2 separate regions of the Homo sapiens genome follow, and region 2 is linked to region 1. Evidence: chromatin contacts called from ENCODE Hi-C or POLR2A ChIA-PET data. All regions are on one chromosome and are shown on one strand. The core of a region is the stretch at or near the end of the contact, and the rest is flanking DNA. Distances in the headings are between cores, read along the strand shown. Region 1 holds the start of IPP (intracisternal A particle-promoted polypeptide). Region 2 holds the start of LRRC41 (leucine rich repeat containing 41).

The links. Hi-C counts contacts between places; a loop is a spot of excess contacts on that map. ChIA-PET counts read pairs that join two places held with the same protein, here RNA polymerase II (POLR2A). Pooled maps may share reads with other maps.
Region 2: a loop to region 1 is called in a map of B cell, with 23 times the contacts of the local background. The contact joins the promoter of LRRC41 here to the promoter of IPP in region 1. A Hi-C loop is called at or near these places in 1 of 168 maps with a recorded cell type or tissue (B cell) and 8 of 50 pooled maps. POLR2A ChIA-PET finds 5 or more read pairs at or near these places in 1 of 52 experiments (activated CD4-positive, alpha-beta T cell).

Annotation. Positions count from the first base shown.
Region 1 is chr1:45,747,791-45,753,785 of GRCh38, reverse strand. It overlaps IPP (intracisternal A particle-promoted polypeptide), which reads left to right and starts at 3,133. Exons shown (of 9, transcript NM_005897.3): 1 at 3,133-3,189. It overlaps LOC105378693 (a long non-coding RNA gene), which reads right to left and starts at 2,837. Exons shown (of 3, transcript XR_947290.2): 1 at 2,538-2,837. RefSeq lists a silencer at 3,023-3,292.
Region 2 is chr1:46,300,856-46,306,850 of GRCh38, reverse strand. LRRC41 (leucine rich repeat containing 41) reads left to right here and starts at 3,235. Exons shown (of 10, transcript NM_006369.5): 1 at 3,235-3,727. The coding sequence starts at 3,529. It overlaps UQCRH (ubiquinol-cytochrome c reductase hinge protein), which reads right to left and starts at 3,153. Exons shown (of 4, transcript NM_006004.4): 1 at 3,031-3,153. The coding sequence starts at 3,084. RefSeq lists enhancers at 2,399-2,980, 2,981-3,564, 3,300-3,699, 5,120-5,239, 4,730-5,312 and 1 more and silencers at 3,690-3,749, 3,800-3,849, 3,880-4,029, 4,380-4,449, 4,480-5,029.

The DNA.
Region 1 (5,995 bases), core at 1,884-4,383:
ACTCAACTTTCCGCTCGTAAGTTGTAAAAGTTGTAAATCAATCCTACCTGCCCCCCTTCTTCTTCTTTTTGCAAATTGTGCGTTTACCATATTTGGAAAAGTTTAAGTCTTAGCCAATCAGGATCAGCTTAGATTGTGCAGTCCAACCCCAGTCAATAGGGGAAGGACACAAAAACAGGAACTGCATTAGGATTAAAAACTCCTTCCCTCCTTTGTTTGGTGTGCTCTTGTGATTTTAACAGGCGCAAGCAGCACCATCCTGCAGAAGTAAAGGTGCCTTACTGAGAAATTTTCTGTCTAAGTGTGGGTTTCTTTTGGCTACGCCAAGCACTTGTTTCCAATAAATTTGGGGGCTCGTCTGGGATCCTGTTCTCCTTCGGGAGGGGCTAGCGATTATCTTTTATGGGGAGACGCATCCCACTGCCTCACTGTGGTAGCTCCAAATACCATTACATTGGAGGCTAGGGCTTCAACATGTAAATTATGGGGAGGACACAATTTAGTCTATAGCAGCCTATAAGCATTTTTTTTTTTTTGAGACAAAGTCTTGCTGTTTTGCCCAGGCTGGAGTGCAGTGGCATGATCTCAGTTCACTGCAATCTCTGCCTCCCAGGTCCAAGCAATTCTAAAGTTAACATTTTATTTGGGAGGCAAGAATTGCAATTCAAAGCATATACACAGACTGGGTGTTCTTTGGTTCACTTTGAGGTTTTACAAAAAGGAGAAATGTTACATATGGCTTTGAAAGAAAGTTCATTGGCACTAGGAAAGTTTTAGGTTGCTGGCAAGCTCTGATTGGTGAGTGACTGCAGTGGGTAAAACTAGTCCTTTGAGGCTGGGCTCAGTGGCTCAAGCCTGTAATCCCAGGACTTTGGGAGGTTTAGGTGAGTGGATCACTTAAGCCTGGGAGTTCAAGGCCAGCCTGGCAACATGATGAAACCCTGTCTCTACAAAAAAGACAAAAATTAACTGGGCTTGCTGGTATGCAGCTGTAGTTCCAACTATTTGGGAAGCTAAAGTGGGAGGATTGATTGAGCCCAGGAAGTCAAGGCTGCAGTGAGCCCCGCCCCAATCACACCACTGCACTTCAGCCTGGGTGACAGGGAGAGAGACCCTGTCAAAAACAAAACAACAACCAACAACAACAACAAAAACCACCAAAAAACCAAACTAGTCTTTGAGTCATGGCAGTTTGTTTCAATAGCTATTGGGTAAAACTGGTTTCAGGTTACAACAGGCAGTTTCAGCAGACAGGGTTGCAGAGAATTACATTCTTTGAGCAATGAAATGTGCCCTCAGTGTTTCCCCTCCCACCATTTTCGGTGGGTATGAGAAGAATGGCCCAATCTGTATGCTTAACTTTCACAAGTGTAATCCAGAGTAAGTCATGAAATTGATTTTAGTAGTGCTGAAGTATAATTTTCTGAAGAGTAAAACCATGACTCTCTTACAAATATAAAAAAAAAGTATCAAATATTTTATTTATCTCATTAACTTATAAGGGAGCCAGTAAGATATTTAGGAATGTAGCATGAATTTGCTAAGAATCAGGAATGTTTAAATGAATTTGCTGAGAAGGGTAAAAATGGCTTAATATGCTACAGGTCAATAAAACAATGTTTTGGTGTATCTTTTCTACAGACGGGCAAGAATTATTTTAAGTACTACCAGTTTTCTGGTGAAATACTTTAGTCAATAGAAAGTCAGAGCTCCCTATGGATGCAAATCCGTCCAGCCTTACACTGAAAGGGCACACAGAATTCTCTTTTCCTCATTTCCAAGTCTTTGACAATGTTTGCTGACAATAGGTCCCTGTTAGCAGTTTTTGGTAATGAAGTAGAAAAGAAGAAATAAAAATTTAGTGCACTGCGGGTCGTAAGTGTAAACATAGTTTTGTGAAGATTTTGTTTCAGGCCAGGCACAGTGGCTCACACCTCCCAGCACTTTGGGAGGCCGAGGCGGGCGGATCACTCGAGCCCAGGAGTTGGAGACCAGCCTGGTCAACATGGCGAAATCTTGTCTCTACTAAAAATACAAAAAATTAGCCTGGCGGTGGTGGCACAGGCCTGTAGTCCCAGCTACTCAGGAGGCTGAGGTGGGAGGACTACCAGAGCCCAGGAAGTCGAGGCTGCAGTGAGCCGAGATGGCACCACTGCACTCCAGCCTGGGCGACAAAGCCAGGCCCTGTCTCATAAAAAGAGAAAGAAATACACTTTGGGAGGCCGAGTCGGGCGGATCACCTGAGGTGGGGAGTTTGAGACCAGCCTGACCAACATGGAGAAACTCAGTCTGTACTAAAAATACAAAATTAGCCGGGCATGGTGGCGCATGCCTGCAATCCCAGCTACTTGAGAGGCTGAGGCAGGAGAATCGCTTGAACCCAGGAGGCGGAGGTTGCGGTGAGCCGAGATCCGGCCATTGCATTCATTCTAGCCTGGGCAACAAGAGCGAAATTCCGTCTCAAAAAATAAAAAATAAAAATAAAAATAAAGAAATGAGATTTTATGTTAGATATATACTTCTATATATATACTCACAAGTATGTGGTATTGAGTTTGATGTAAAATATTTTTGTTCACCGTAGGCTGGGATCAAAACAGTTTGAAAGCCACTAATGTGACACATGAGGGTCAACAGTGAAAAAAACTGGACTTTTGAGTTCTTCCTTCCCCAAAATAAGTATCCCTTCAGTGCCAGGCTCAGTCATGCACTCAGAAAACGATTCGAGAGAACAGTAGAGAAGGACCGTGCCAGGTGTTCGGCTCGTCTCTGCTTAACTGAGATCCGCGGCCTTCTTGGGACACCACAAGAATCAGAGTGCAAGCGGAATGGAAAGGGCGAGCCAGCCGGCCCCAGCAGGCAGAAGCAGAGGCTTGCAGCTAAGCTGTTGATCCTTGGGGAAGCAAGCCCAAGCCCTGGGCCCCATCAGTGGGCACTGAGAGGCGCCAGCGGCCCAGTCTCCCGCGAGCGGAAGAACCTCGCGCACGCGCAGTGAAAACCCAGGGCCCGCGAAGCGTCCGAAGTCCCTTCCCACCGCCCGGCTTCGCCTCCAGTTCTCGGGGAACTGTACGGCCCAGTCACTCCCGCCTCGTCACCCCCGCCAGGTTTCCCCCGCCCTCTCCGGCCGGGGCTGGTCGCGACTGCGCGCGCAGGGCCTGAGCGGGCGCCGGAGGGAAGGGGAAGCGGCGGGTAAGGAGGGCCTGCGTTCGGGCGCGTCTGTGACGGGGTTGGGAACTTCCTCTTCTACTCCCTCCGGCTTTCCGGACCCCTGAGGACTGGAGTGAGAGAAGCCTCTAGAACTGTGTATTTCCTTGTCTTTCCTTCTGCCGCCGCAGGCCTTCCTCCGACAGTCTAAGTGTCGCCCTCCCCAGACCTTCTCGTCCGGACCGCTCCTGCCTCCCCCGCCCCAACTGGGGAATCCTGAGGCTGTGTCCCCAGTCCCTCTGTTGTCGCCTCGTTTGTCTGAGATCCCTTCCCTGACCTTTAGGTAGCGCAGGAACGATTATTAGCTTTTAGTGTAGCAGCAGTTTAGGGCTAGCTCTCTAGGCCGGGCCCCCAACTCAAGCACAAAGAACCACGGGTGTTTTGACACTTGTTCCGGGGATTCTTTCTGACACCCCTTTGCTGAAGCAGTTTCCACATGTTCCCAGCAGTGAATTCAAAGCCAGCAAACATAGGTCCGCTTTAGTTCCTCTGGGCATTTCTACCGTTTCCTAATAATCTGCTTTTTTTTTTGAGACAGTCTCGCCCCTTCTCCTAGGCTGGAATGCAGTGGTGCGATCACAACTCACTGCAGCCTCGACTTCTCAGGCTCTAGCGATCCTCTCACCTCAGCCTCCCAAGTAGCCGGAAGTACAGGCTTGCCCCATCACAGCCAGCTAATGTTAAAACAATTTTTTTTGCGGCGGGGGGCTCGCTGTATTGCCCAGGCTGGTCTTGAACTCTAGGACTCAAGCGATCCTCCCTGGCCGGGCGCGGTGGCTCACGCCTGTAATCCCAGCACTTTGGGAGGCCGAGGCGGGCGGATCACGAGGTCAGGAGATCGAGACCATCCTGGCTAACACGGTGAAACCCCGTCTCTACTAAAAATGCAAAAAATTAGCCGGGCGTGGTGGCGGGCGCCTGTAGTCCCAGCTGCTCGGGAGGCTGAGGCAGGAGAATGGCGTGAACCCGGGAGGCGGAGCTTGCAGTGAGCCGAGATCGTGCCACTGCACTCCAGCCTGGGCGACAGAGCGAGACTCCGTCTCAAAAAAAAAAAAACAAAAAACAAAAACAAAACAAAAAAAAAAAACAAAAAATCAAGCGATCCTCCCGACAGGACATCCCAAAGTGCTGGGGTTATAGGTGTGAGCCACCTTGCCCAGTCAACAATCTGCTTTTCAAGTTTGGGGCACGTGAGGCATGCAACGTCACAGAATTGTGCTCTTTTCCTTTGGAAATATGGTCACTCCACATGCCACCTTTTGGGATGACGTTCCTACTCCACTGACAGTGGGATGGTATCAGCAGTTACTGAGAAGCATGGTAACAGACTAGTATTTCTGTTGTCTGCCACCCGAATGGATATTCAGTCAACTCTTTCTTGTAGCAGGAGGCAGCATTTTAGCTCAGTGGCTGTGCTTGATGCCTTGAAGTAGGGGACAGAGGAGGTACCTTGTAATTAAACCACTAGGGTTCAAAATGTGCTGACAGAAATGTAAAACAGAAAAGGCCTGACAGTCATGTCATGTTGATAATAGTTCCAGGTCACATTTCTGTGTAGGGCCAAATACATGGTTTCTCCGCCCCCACCCCCTTTTTTTCCTTTTTTTTTTTTGAGACGGAGTCTCTCTGTTGCCCAGGCTGGAATGCAGTGGCTCCATCTCCACTCACTGCAACCTCTGCCTCCCAGGTTCAAGCGATTCTCCTGCCTCAGCCGCCCACGTCACTGGGATTACAGGCGCCCACCACCATGACTGGGTAATTTTTTGTATTTTTTAGTAGAGATGGGGTCACCATGTTGGCCAGGCTGGTCCTGAACGCCTGACCTCTGGTGATCCACCCGCCTCAGCCTTCCAAAGTGCTGGGATTAAAGGCGTGAGTCACCGCACCTGCTTTTTGTTGTTGTTGTTGTTGAGACACGGTCTTGCTCTGTTGTCCAGGCTGGAGTGCAGTGGCACCATCTCAGCTCACTGCAGCCTGGACTTCCCTGGCTCAGGTGGTCCTCCCACCTCAGCCTCCCCTGAGTAGCTGGGACTACAGGCCTGTGCTATCATGCCTGGCTAATTTTTTTGTATTTTTAGTAGAGACAGGGTTTAGCCATGTTGCCCAGACTGGTCTCAAACTCCTGGACTCAAGCGATCTGCCTGCCTCAGCCTCCTAAAAATCTGGGCTTACAGGTATGAGCCACTGTGCCCAGCCCCTTTCACCCTCTTTAAAAAATTTATTTTTCACTTCAATTTGGGTGACAGAGTGAGACCCTGTCCCCCAAAATAGATATTTTTTAAATTGGCACATAATAATTGTTTTATATTTACATTTATGAGGTACAGTGTGATATTTTGATACATGTATATAATGTATAATTATCAAATCAGGGTAATTACCATATTCATCACCTCAAACACTTCTTGCTATTATATGCTAGTTATATGTAATATGTTGATATTCTGTAGATGGTGATATGAAGTTTTAGCAGCTACCTTCGAATCTCTCAATCAAATTTCTCAATAAGTTAATTCCTAGAAAGTGATGATAATCAGCCTTGTTATTTTGACTTTGATAAGTTTAAATGCTATAAACGTAACCATTTTTTTTCTAACATCAGCCCACACTATAAGTCTTATTACCCATTGTCATTGATACCTAAATTACAAAATCTTAGTCATCTTAAATTTCCCTGTGCTATTCCATATGTCTTATATTACAGGATCTCATGGTTTTTTTTTTTTTTTTTTTTTTTTTTTTTTTTTGAGACAGAGTCTTGCTCTGTTACCCAGGCTGGAGAGCGGAGGGC
Region 2 (5,995 bases), core at 1,986-4,485, 550 kb before region 1:
CACCAAAGCTCATACAAGCTGGGAGTGAGGGGTAGGAAAGGTTCAATTTGGAATCCAGGCTATTTATTCTCACAATTGGCAAAGGTTTCTTCTAAATATGAAGATGCTATTTAGGATGTAAATTCTAGTTTTTCATTAACAAGGTTTCTTAATGCTGCTCTTTTAAAAAACATACTGAAAGCCGGGTGCAGTGGCTCATGTCTGTAATCCCAGCACTTTGGGAGGCCAAGGCAGGAGGATCACGAGGTCAAGAGATTGAGACCATCCTGGCCAACATGGTGAAACCCCATCTCTACTAAAATTACAAAAATTAGCTGGGCGTGATGGCACACGCCTGTAGTCCCAGCTACTCGGGAGACTGAGGCAGGAGCATTGCCTGAACCCAGGAGGCAGAGGTTGCAGTGAGATCGCGCCACTGTACTCCAGCCAGGCAAGAGCGAGACTCCGTCACAAAAAAAAAAAAAAAAAAACTGAAAAAGTTTTCCCAAAAAAACTAAAATTACATTCTGCCCGAGTTAGAAAACAGAAATTAGGACCGTAGATACAAGACCCTTATATCATTTCCCTATTAGCAATGCTACAACACTGGTAATTCTGTGTCACTGATAATTTTGTGTCAAAAATAACATGGCAGGTTTTGAAAAAATAAATCCAAATATGTTTGAATATGGATTGCTACATGTAAAATTTCCAGTCACTGAGAAAAACCAAGATCACACCAGATAAAAAGATTTAATCCTCAATAATTTTGCGTTCCTCAGCCGGGCGCGGTGGCTCAGGCCTGTAATCCCAGCACTTTGGGAGGCCGAGGAGGGCGGATCAGGAGGTCAGATCCAGACCATCCTGGCTAACACGGTGAAACCCTGTCTCTACTAAAAATACAAAAATTAGGTGGCGTGCGCCTGTAATTTCAGCTACTCAGGAGGCTGAGGCAAAAGAGAATCGCTTGAACCCGGGAGCGGAGGTTGCAGTGAGCCGGATCACGCCACTGCACTCCAGCCTGGGAGACAGAGCAAGATTCCGTCTCAAAAAAAAAAAATTATGGGTTCCTCATAGAATACCATAGTTTATTTTATTTTATTTATTTATTTATTTATTTTGAGACGGAGTCTCGCTCTGTCGCCCAGGCTGGAGTGCAGTGGCGCGACCTTGGCTCACTGCAAGCTTCGCCTCTCGGGTTGACGCCATTCTGCCTCAGCCTCTCGAGTAGCTGGGACTACAGGCGCCCGCCGCCACGCCCGGCTAATTTTTTGTATTTTCAGTAGAGAAGGGGTTTCACCATGTTAGCCAGGATGGTTTGGATCTCCTGACCTCCTGATCCACCCGCCTCGGCCTCCCGATCCACCCGCCTCGGCCTCCCGATCCACCCGCCTCGGCCTCCCAAAGTGCTGGGATTACAGGCATGAGCCACCGCGCCCGGCCAGAATACCCTAGTTTAAAACTGACTGCTTAATTACTTGCTTTTTCTCATCTATTGCAGCGGTGGATCTTGCTGACCTTTCTGAGGCAGGCTCCATTTCTTTCTTTAGTTTTTTTTTTTTTTTTTTTTTTTGAGACAGGGTCTCACTCGGGTTGCCTCGGCTGGAGTGCAGTGACACGATCACGGCTCACTGCAGCCTGGACTTCCTGGGCTCAAACTCCCGAGCAGTTGAGACCACAGGCGTTCACCACCATGCCCGGCTAATTTTTATATTTTTTGTAGAGACGGGGTTTCGCCACGTTGCCCAGGCTGGTCCAACTCCTGGACTCATGCTACCTGTCTGCCTCGGCCGTCCTCCTAAAGTGTTGGGATTACAGGCGTGAGCCACTGCGCCCGGCCTCAGGTTCTATTTCTTTTTAGAAATAATAAGACTAGAAAAATTAAGGGATAAATAAGTCTCCAATTATTCTGAACCCACAGCCCAGAATGGCTGCCCCCAAGTGACCAGAGAACAGACGGACAGGAAATGAGATTAGAAACAACTAGTAGCTGTGTCGCAAAATTGATAAGAGTCCTGGTTCTAGAACCGCGCTGCTTGGCCGCAATTCCTGGCTGCACCAATTTGGTAGCTGCATGACCTTAGAAAAGATATTTAACCTCTATGCTTGTTTCCTCATCTGTAAAAATGGCACTAATAGTACCCAACACTTACTTCATAGGAATAGTGTGTAGATGAAATGAATTAGGGCCGGGCGCGGTGGCTCACGCCTGTAATCCCAGGACTTTGGGAGGCCGGGGTGGGCGGATCACTAGGTCAGGAGTTCGAGATCAGCCTGGCCAACAGAGTGAAACCCCCGTCGCTACTAAAAACACAAAAATTAGCCAGGCGTGGTGGCGGACACCTGTAGTCCCAGCTACCTGGGAGGCTGAGGCAGGAGAATCGCTTGAACCCAGGAGGCGGAGGTTGCAGCGAGCCGAGACCACGCCACTGCACTCCAGCCTGGGCGACAGAGCGAGATTCCATCTCAAAAAAAAAAAAAAAATTAATTAGTGCATATAAAGCACTTGGAATAGCAAGCAGTCAATAATTATAGCAGCACTCTTTCTCTGGGAAAGAGCTCCCTCTTCCATCACAGAATCACATCGTACATTCTTTCATTGTCCCCAAAGACACACACCTTCCTCAAAGAAAAGGAACACAAGGCCAGGTCTTCCGAACCTCCATAGAAGATGTGGTAGGGATTCCTAACCTGAGCTGGGGCAAGGCGGTCTGTTTGCTCCCCAAATCTGTGAAACGCGGGCTTCAGAACATCTGACTGACTGCAAACATAGGTCATATTTTTACAAGACTTTAGTCCACAAAACATTTTCGCTCTCAAACCTTCACTACATTCACAGAATGCAGAAGCCGAGGCCCAGAGAAAAACTAGTCATCTATCTGTCCAAAGTCACCGGACGAATTCTGGGGAAAGGTCGAGGGAACTAGAGCTCCCGACTATGCAAACCCTAGAGGGTAAACTGGGGGCTAAGAGGGCCCCGTGCGTGTTTTGGCGGGCTAGGTCCTGGGCTTCAGGGCAGAGAAGAGGGCCGAGTGGATCGCCTTGCCTTACCTCCTCAGGATCTCCGGATTCGGTAAGCATCTTTTGCTCGTCCTCCAGTCCCATGTCTGGCTACGGTTCTAGATTCAACACGAGCAGCAACAGCGGCACCTAACCCAGTTCAGGATCAAGAAGGACTTGTAAGGGTCACTCAGCGGAAATCCGGCGATCTGGCCGGAAGTGCGGCACACTCATCGTGGTCGCGAACACATGCTCAGATTGGCATGTACTACCAGCCGCAGGCAGAGGTTAGGGGTAGCTGATGTTTGCACCCGAGGAGGCTTTGCTAAGAAACATCCCCTTAGTCATACCACACCCAAGTATAATTGATCTAGGAGTTTATCTAAAATAGTAGCTCCTAAGAGACTTGGAAAGTGTGCTAATTTCTTCGAAATTTCTTTAGAATAATTCACATTCTTCCCCATATCGCTTATGGAGCCGTCCTAACTGCTGACCTTTTCAAGATGGCGGTCCGCGGGCGACACTCTCGGGCTCGCGCACCTCCCCAAGATGGCGGCGCCCGAGGCCTGGCGCGCCCGGAGTTGCTGGTTCTGTGAGGTAGCGGCGGCAACGACCATGGAGGCCACGTCCCGGGAGGCGGCGCCAGCGAAGAGCTCGGCCTCGGGCCCCAACGCTCCCCCCGCCCTGTTCGAGCTGTGCGGGCGGGCGGTGAGCGCCCATATGGGGGTTCTGGAGAGCGGGGTGTGGGGTAAGTCGCGGGGTGAGGGGCTACCTCTGGCTAAGAGCAAGGGGCGGCCCAGCGGCCGGGGGGCGCGGGGGGCGAGGCCGGGAGGCCCGGGGCAAGGCCCAGCCTGGGGCGCTGAAAGCCAGCTCGTAGGATCGGAGAATGAATTTTGTGACTGACAGGGCTGGACAGAGTAAAGACGGAGACCTAAATGGGCAGGCTGACCCGCACCGCGGCCTGGCTCGGGGGCGCGGGGGGCGAGGCCAGGAGGCCCGGTCTGGAGCGAAGCAGGCTGGGCCCGGGCGACTGAGGCTGGATTGCGGCTGTGGGCCGCGCGAACTGACACTCGGCTGGGCCGGGCAGGAGAGTCTCGGATGTCGAACCGGTGGGCAGCGATGGCCCGGCTGCCCTAGGGCAGGGGCCGAGGTTAGGAGGCCCGGCCTAAGGCAAGGCCAGGCCAGGCCCGGGGCCACCGAACCTGACTGATGGCCCCGGGGCTCCAGCATCTGCCTGACACGCCACGGGGGTCGAGATTCCGGAGGCCAAGCCGATGGGCGGAGGGGAGGACAGCAGATTGGAGAGCGAGGGAATGGGGCAGGGGGAGAGGCCGAACGAAAGGGTCGGGGCGCCGCGGCCTGTCTGACGGCCCAGGGCTGACGGGAGCGAACCGACAACCGGGGTCTCGGGTGCCAAACTGACTAAGCGACCGAGCGACCGTGCGACCCGCAGGACAGGGAGCGCCGGAGGCCACTCGGATCGGCTCGAGCGGCGAGGAGGGACCGGAGAGCGAGTGGAGGGGGGCCCGGAGCGGCTTAAACAAGCGAGGGAGGCTCGAATGACGGACAGGCGGGAAGGGCCAAGGAGGCCCCAAGCGGGGCGACGGCCCGGGGATCCCGGACTGCCGGGCTGCCGTGGCAGGGGGCGCGGCGCCGCCAAGAGGCCTTGGGCTGAATGGGAGTGAACGGGGGCCCCAGGCCTGAAGGCGGCCGGGACCAAAGGGCCGGGCCTGGATGGAGGGCGGCCTGGGGCGCCGGGATGAACGGCCGGGGAGGGCGAACCGGCCAGTTGGGCTGGGAGGCGGGGCTGTGGGTTGGGGACCGCTGGCCGCGGCCTGGCCGCTGACGAGGGAAACTTGGGTCCGACGTGGGGCAAGTGAAAGAGGGGAAAGTGAGGCTCTGCCAAGCAGGCCTAGCCGCGCTGGGGACAGGGGAGGCCTCGGGCCTGAGAGGCTGCTGGCTCTGTGAGGGTGGGGTCGGGAGGCCGGGGTTGGAGTTGGGCGAAGAGGTGGCAGGCCCGGCCGAGGCCTGCTGGGGAGGGGGGCAGGAGAGCAGGCCCCGGGCCTGGAAGCGGCGCGGGGGAGGTTCCACCAGGAGGCCTTGCGGGTGGCCGTGGCGTCTTTGCAGGAGGAAGGCCCTGGTCAGGACAGGAGTGAGGACTTTGAGGACTCGAGGTTGCAGGGCGCGGAGTTTGAGTTATGCCATGAGGAGGGGGTGTGGGGAAAAGGCCCTGGAGTTTGGGGGGACTGAAGCTCCGGGATAAGCTGGAGGGTGGTCGGGGAGGCCCTTGGCTGTGGGAGTGGAGCCCAGTACCATGAGGCCTGAGTGTCCTGCATAGTGGTGGTGGAAGAGGCTTTTAGAAGTCGGCCGGTGTGCGGAGGGGACAGTGGAGGCCCCAGGCCAGCCAGCGGCTGAGAAGACAAGGGGCAGGCCGACCCATGGGGAACAGGAGGAAAGGCTCCGTAGAGCTGAGCAGGGAGCTCAGAAAAGTCCTAGGGCATGGGGAAGAAGGCAGAGAGGGTCTGGCTTTTCCGCCTGGAGCTTCTGGGATGCTAAGACTGGCTAAAAAGGAAGATGACTGGGTGCGGAGGCCCAGGTTGGGAAGCAGCAGCATTAAAGGTGCAGGCTAGAAAGAAGCAAGGAAAATCCCGGCTTAAGAAGAATGGAGAAAGGAAGAGAGGAGTTTGTGGGTAACTGGGGATGAGAATTCCTGTGGCTGCAAGAAGAGATGGCTAACTAGAGGGGAGCAGGTTGGAGGGAAAAGGGGTAAGGCTCTGGAGGAACTTCTTCCCGTGTGGCCTCTTCCCCCTAAAACAATTGACAGTTTACTGAATCTCCCTTTCCCCTTCTCCCTCCCCTACCACTGCTGTACATACCACCATCCCATTACTGGCTGAGCCCCCAGCCAAGTTGAGAGGAGACAGGGGAGGAAGAGCTCCTGTGGGCCTAGACCAGAAAAAGCTGAATCAAGTGAGGCCTTTTAGGAGAATAGCCAAGGAAGAGGCCTGCTAAGCAT